Regions from separate parts of the Homo sapiens genome. Here region 2 is linked to region 1. Evidence: chromatin contacts called from ENCODE Hi-C or POLR2A ChIA-PET data. All regions are on one chromosome and are shown on one strand. Each heading gives the region's core, a stretch centred on a gene start or an enhancer-like site at or near the end of the contact. The rest is flanking DNA. Distances are from core to core; before and after follow the strand shown.

Region 1 (2,700 bases), core at 79-2,578:
TATTTCTGGTTACTTTGACATAACTAGAAGCAGAAGTCTGTGAAATATCTTTTGTATATTATAATTTAGAAGTTGGATTACAGGTTTATGAGTCAGATTATTGTGCTTTGAAAACAAATTTACTGCTTTTCCGATGCCTGAATATAAGCAAAGTAGTTACTCACTCTAGGCCTTAGTTCCTTATATGTAAAATAGAAATAACAGAGTTCCAAAATTACAGAATTGTTGTGAGAAGGTATTATAAGGGTTTTATGTGTAATGTGCTATGCATAGAGTTTGGCACTTCTGAAGCACAAAGAAAAGTTACAAATATGAATATCAGTAATGTTCTACTCTAAAGATACTCACCCAACAGAGAATAGAGACATTGCCCTATTTTTAACATGAGCCTTGCCAATGCTTAGCAATTAAAATTATTCTAAATAATCAAAAAATTTTAATAATCTGCACAAGAATTTAGTCAGTACTTTTTGTCAAACTTACAAAACTGTATGCTTTAATTATTCCTTTTAAAATATGGCATTTTTCTATCCACTGTCCTCTATCACCTCAATTGTTCTGCAAAATTTCTCTAATACTACCTGAAATAATATACTATATCTGCTTCCTTCCACTCAGTTTGGCATGCAGTTTTATACTGTTGTCTATTTATGTTTTTATTTTCCCTCCAACAAAATTCTGTATGCCTAGTGAAAGCCATAATTTTTGTTATTGCTGATAATTTTCCTATGAGCAGAGTGCTGAGTACATAGTTTCTATTCAATGTTTATTTGTTGACTTTAATAGGGGCATGAATTTAAAAAAATAAATAAGAAAAAGATTCTCACTCTAGTTTAAAAAGTTGAAAAGATACATAGGGATTCACACCTCTTAAAATTGTGCTTTAAAGAAAATATTTTATGACTGTTTCCATGGATCACCAGAAGATGTAAAATATTAAGTCTAGTAAAATACATGATTTACTTCATATATTTTAAAAGGCAAAATACTTTTAAATTACATATTTATTAATTTTTAAAACCAATTATGGCATATAACAGAAAACATTAGCTTGAGCTGTACTTAAAGTTTTTAGGCTCTTCAGTAAGAGAGGTAACTCAAGGAGTTAAAAAAAAAAAAAAAGTGAGCTTAGGGAGGAGAGGAGCAAGAAGGCTGAATAGAAGGCTCCACTGGTTGTTCCCCTGGCAAGGACACCAATTTAACAGCTAGCTACACAACAAAAGCACCTTCATAAGAAGCAAAAAACAGTGAGCACTCATAGTACTTGCTTTAACTTTATATTACTGAGTCTTGAATAGCTGGCACTACTTCTTCCCCATCCCCCAGCAGTGGCCATGTAGTACAGAGAGTGTTTCTGTACCCTTGGGGGAGGGAGAGTGCAGCAATTGTGAGACACTTCATTGAATTTATCCTCCTGTCACAGAAGAAAGCAAAACCAGGCTGAACGCAGCTGACACACATATTTAAAACAGCCCTAGCCAGAGGGGAATCACCCTGCAAGCAGTTAAAATTTGAGTTTCAGCAAGCCTGACCACCACAAGCTAAAGTGTTCTGGGGCTCTAAATAATCTTAAAAGGCTGTCTAGGCCACAAGGACTGCAACTTGTAGGTGAGTCTTACTGCTCAGAGCCAGTGAACTTGGGAGGCTTGTGACCCTACTGAGACACCAGCCAGAGTGGCTAAGGGAGTGCTTGCACCACACCTTCCTCAACCCTAGGTGTCACAGCTCACAGCTCCAAAAATGACCCCTTCCTTCTGCTTGGGAGAAGAGAGGGAAGAATAAAGAGGACTTTCTCTTCCTTCTTAGATACCAGCTCAGCCACAATAGGATAGGGAACCAGTAGGAGTTCCCCTTTCCAGGCCCCCTTAGCTCCCAGATGACATTTCTAGACACAGCTTGAGCCAGAAGGGAACCCACTGCCTTGAAGGGAAGAACTCAGTCCTGGCAGGACCTATCACATGATGACTACAGAGCCCTTAGGTCCTAAATACTCAGCAGCAATACCCAGGTAGTAGTACGCCATGGGCCTTGGGTGAGCCTCTGAGGCTTGCTGACTTCAGGTGAGATTCAGCACATTCCCACCTGGGGTAGCTATGGAGCGAGACTAATTCTGCTTGAAAAAAGCATGGGAAAAAGTAAAGGGGACTTTGTCTTGCACCTTAGGTACTAGCTTAGCTATAGGAGGATAGCACATCAAACAGGCTCCTGGGGTTCACGATTCCAGGACTTCCCTCTTGGACAGCATTTCTGGACCTCTCCTGAGACAGAGGGCATCCCCACTTCACTGAGAGTGAGTCTGAGGCCACACAGTATTCAACTCAAGCTGCCTAAAGAGCCCTTGAAACATAAGGGAACATCGGTGGTACCCTGGAAGTAGTCTCCATGGACCTGTGATGGTGGTGGCCATGGAATCCTTTTCTGCCTGTGGAAAAGGGAGGGAAGTCTGAGAAGAGCTGTGACTCATGATTTGAGTGCCAGCTCAGCTGCAGTAAAAGAGAACTCTAGGTAGACTTCTAAGGTTTTTGACTCCAGTCCCGAGCTCCCAGATGGCACCTCTGGACCCATCTGGGGCCAGAGGGAACTTGCCACCCTAAAGGGAAGGACACTAGCCTGGCTGGCTTCACCCCCTGCTGATTGTAGAGCCCCAGGGCCTTGAGAGAACATAGGAGCTAGCCAAATAGTGGTTACAGTGGGCCTTGG
Region 2 (2,722 bases), core at 168-2,667, 55 kb after region 1:
TTATCTGTGCTTAGGAAATCAATGCAACTTTTTAAAACCCCTGGGCTTCAACAACTTAGCAATAAACTACATGACATCAGTTGTTCAGATTCCTCAAATATATATATTTTCAAATAGCATTGTCTCCATGCAAACTGGAATCAGTTGTACTATAGCAAAAGAAGCCTGTAGTCTGGGAGACAAAAGGTGCTGTGTAAACAGCATGCCTCCTTTTTCTGGACCCTTCGATTTGGCTGAATTTGATACACCTGATGTGAAAATGATTGTGATATAGCTAGTGAGCTGATGTCGACAGGCTCTAATTTGCCCAATAGGCCTTCTTTTTCCTCAAATACATATTTAGAGTCAATGACAATTAAATCTAGAGATGGAAACTTTGGCTTTTGGCCTGGGCTCTCACTTGAATGTGTTGGCCAATATTTCTATTGAGTGTTTTATGATGTGGTTGATCAAATTGTGGGGTATGACTACAGGCCCTACCACTGATTCTGAAACTGGCAAGCTGAGAGTCACCTGAAGTTAGCTATCAGAGTCAGATAAACTGAAATTTAAGAATGCATGGAGGAAGACTGGTTATCAAAGAAATAATACTTAATTCTAGAATCTAGATTTCATGGGGTTTAATATGCCTCCCAAGAAGTTTTATGATTTGGAAACCTGCATGAACTAAATACATATCACAAAATCCCTTACTTGGAATATAAGTAAAGACATTCCATTTTTATTCCTAGGAAATAAAAGTCATCCCACTTCCTCTAAAGGTATTATTTCAGTTCAGATGCTTCTGACTGCAAGTAACAGATTTTCAAAACAAAAGTGGCTTTTAAAAAGAAAATTATCAATATGGCTCACATAAGAAATTCAGAGGTTTTCCTTTCCAGGTGGGTTAATTGAGCAACTCAAGTTTGCAGGGTCCTGGATCAGCACCTCTGCCATTTTCTTTCCCTCACAATTGCGAGGTATTTATAAAATTTATACCACCAGGGGAAAAACTATGAGAAAAACAAAATATTCAAAATGTGATTTTTTTAAAAAAATGGAGAGAACACTATTAATACTATATTTGATGTGCTAAAATAATTTTAATTATTTTCGAATTCAAACCTGCTTTCTCTCACTTGAAATTGTTGCATAACTCAAAAGCACTATTATAATTCAACCCAAATGGTACGGTACTTCAATGAGCTGGTGAAATTGATTCAGGACATTAAAGAGATGTCGGCAAAGTTATAAATCGCTACTCTAATCGGGAGTGAAGAGGTTAATTCAAGATTCCACTAAAAACAGACTGGCAGAAATGTTTCCAGGGACATGCGTATTTTTTTTTTCTTTTCTCTCTCTCTCTTTTTTTTACTCAGTAGGGGTTTGGAGAAGAGGTTTGGAAGGGAAGGAGAGGGCTGGTTCCAGGCCCCTTGCATTCCCCAGAGCCCCGTTAAGGAAGGGGGAGGGCTTCCTGCCCAGGCAGCCATCTGTAACATTCTATGAACAGCAGGAACCCGCGCTGCTCCAGTCCGTAAACCCGGGTGAGGATTCTGTCTGCATTCAAAGAAAAAACCAGAGGAGTTTTCCCTCTTATTTCTGCGTTCTATCTTTTTTTTCCCCACTATTATCTCTTGCGGGTGAGCAATGTAGTTGGGAGTCTCGGAAGTTGCTTGTATAAACAAACTATCATCTCAACGATATCAGAACAGTACTATTGAGAACTGGCCCAACTGGTACCAAAATGCCGGGCCTGCCTTCTGGAATGTGCTGGCAGCAAGCTGGGAATGTCATCATCCCCGCTAATGTCACACCGTGGAACGCTTTCTGGGATCAGTGGACGTGTGTCTGATGTTCCCTTAAGTTAACTGCTTTCTAGGCTTGACTCAATTAGAGCTGGCTTTTTGGAAAGTGGTGTCATTTAAAACCTATTTTATGAAAGTTATTTTTGTGCCTATAATTTTGGGGCTCACACGTCTGTTATTTCCTCCAGTTCTTGGCTTGCACAATATGCTGCCTATGGAAAGTAGTAAAGAGTGACAATGGAAAAAATAACAAGCACTTGTTTTTTTTACTTCCAACATCTGGAGAAAACACATTTAAGGAAATGTTAACAAATAGGTACAGGGATTGATAACATTAAAAAATATATATACTTCCTTATAGAGGGAAAAACAATCAGAATAGATAGAATCTTTTAGATCAATTTTACACAAAGAATACCAAAAAATTTAACAACAAAAATGATCTCATTCAAGAGGATTCAGTTCACATCCTTTCCTAGGGTCAACCAAATGACTAATGTCAAATCCCCAAAGCACATAGGTAAAAAAATCTTTTCTCCAAAAAGAACAAAGACATAGAATTTCAATTTCGAAAAATTTCCTATTTTCTACTTTTCAATAAAGTTTTACTGTTACATTTAACTTCCCAGCAGCACAGTAGAGAAGTAAACACATTCTCATGTAGAATATGAAACTTAAAAATAAAAAAGAAAAATTCAAGAAGCAATTCAATGCAGAGATAAATATTAGAACGAACAATGCAGCAATAGTTTTATTGGAAAAAAAAGCACAAATGTGAATGTACTCTGTTCTTACACACCGAAATAACTTAAAGACAAAATATGCTTCAAGGGAAAATAAATCATAATGAATACCTACTACTGTATTACCAAAAGAGTGGTGGATACATTTCAGCCCAGTTTTTCTACTTTCATTTACTCACATTTTTATACCTTAAA

What was found. A loop is a pair of places that touch in the nucleus more often than their neighbours do. ChIA-PET counts read pairs that join two places held with the same protein, here RNA polymerase II (POLR2A). Pooled maps may share reads with other maps.
Region 2: a map of stomach shows a loop between it and region 1 (4-fold over the local background). The contact joins two enhancer-like sites. A Hi-C loop is called at or near these places in 7 of 168 maps with a recorded cell type or tissue (Right ventricle myocardium inferior, endothelial cell of umbilical vein, heart left ventricle and 2 more) and 2 of 50 pooled maps. POLR2A ChIA-PET finds 5 or more read pairs at or near these places in 3 of 52 experiments (GM12878, WTC11 and activated T-cell).

What each region holds. Positions count from the first base shown.
Region 1 is chr7:15,782,790-15,785,489 of GRCh38, forward strand. All of the region lies in intron 2 of LOC105375167 (a long non-coding RNA gene), which reads right to left. Among named protein-coding and RNA genes, the nearest start is that of LINC02587, 96 kb to the left of the region's middle. Within about 2 kb of position 1,329, at least 2 of the 41 ENCODE cell types and tissues checked have a DNase peak (open chromatin) inside an H3K27ac peak, as active enhancers do.
Region 2 is chr7:15,838,100-15,840,821 of GRCh38, forward strand. No RefSeq gene overlaps it. Among named protein-coding and RNA genes, the nearest start is that of LINC02587, 150 kb to the left of the region's middle. Within about 2 kb of position 1,418, at least 13 of the 41 ENCODE cell types and tissues checked have a DNase peak (open chromatin) inside an H3K27ac peak, as active enhancers do.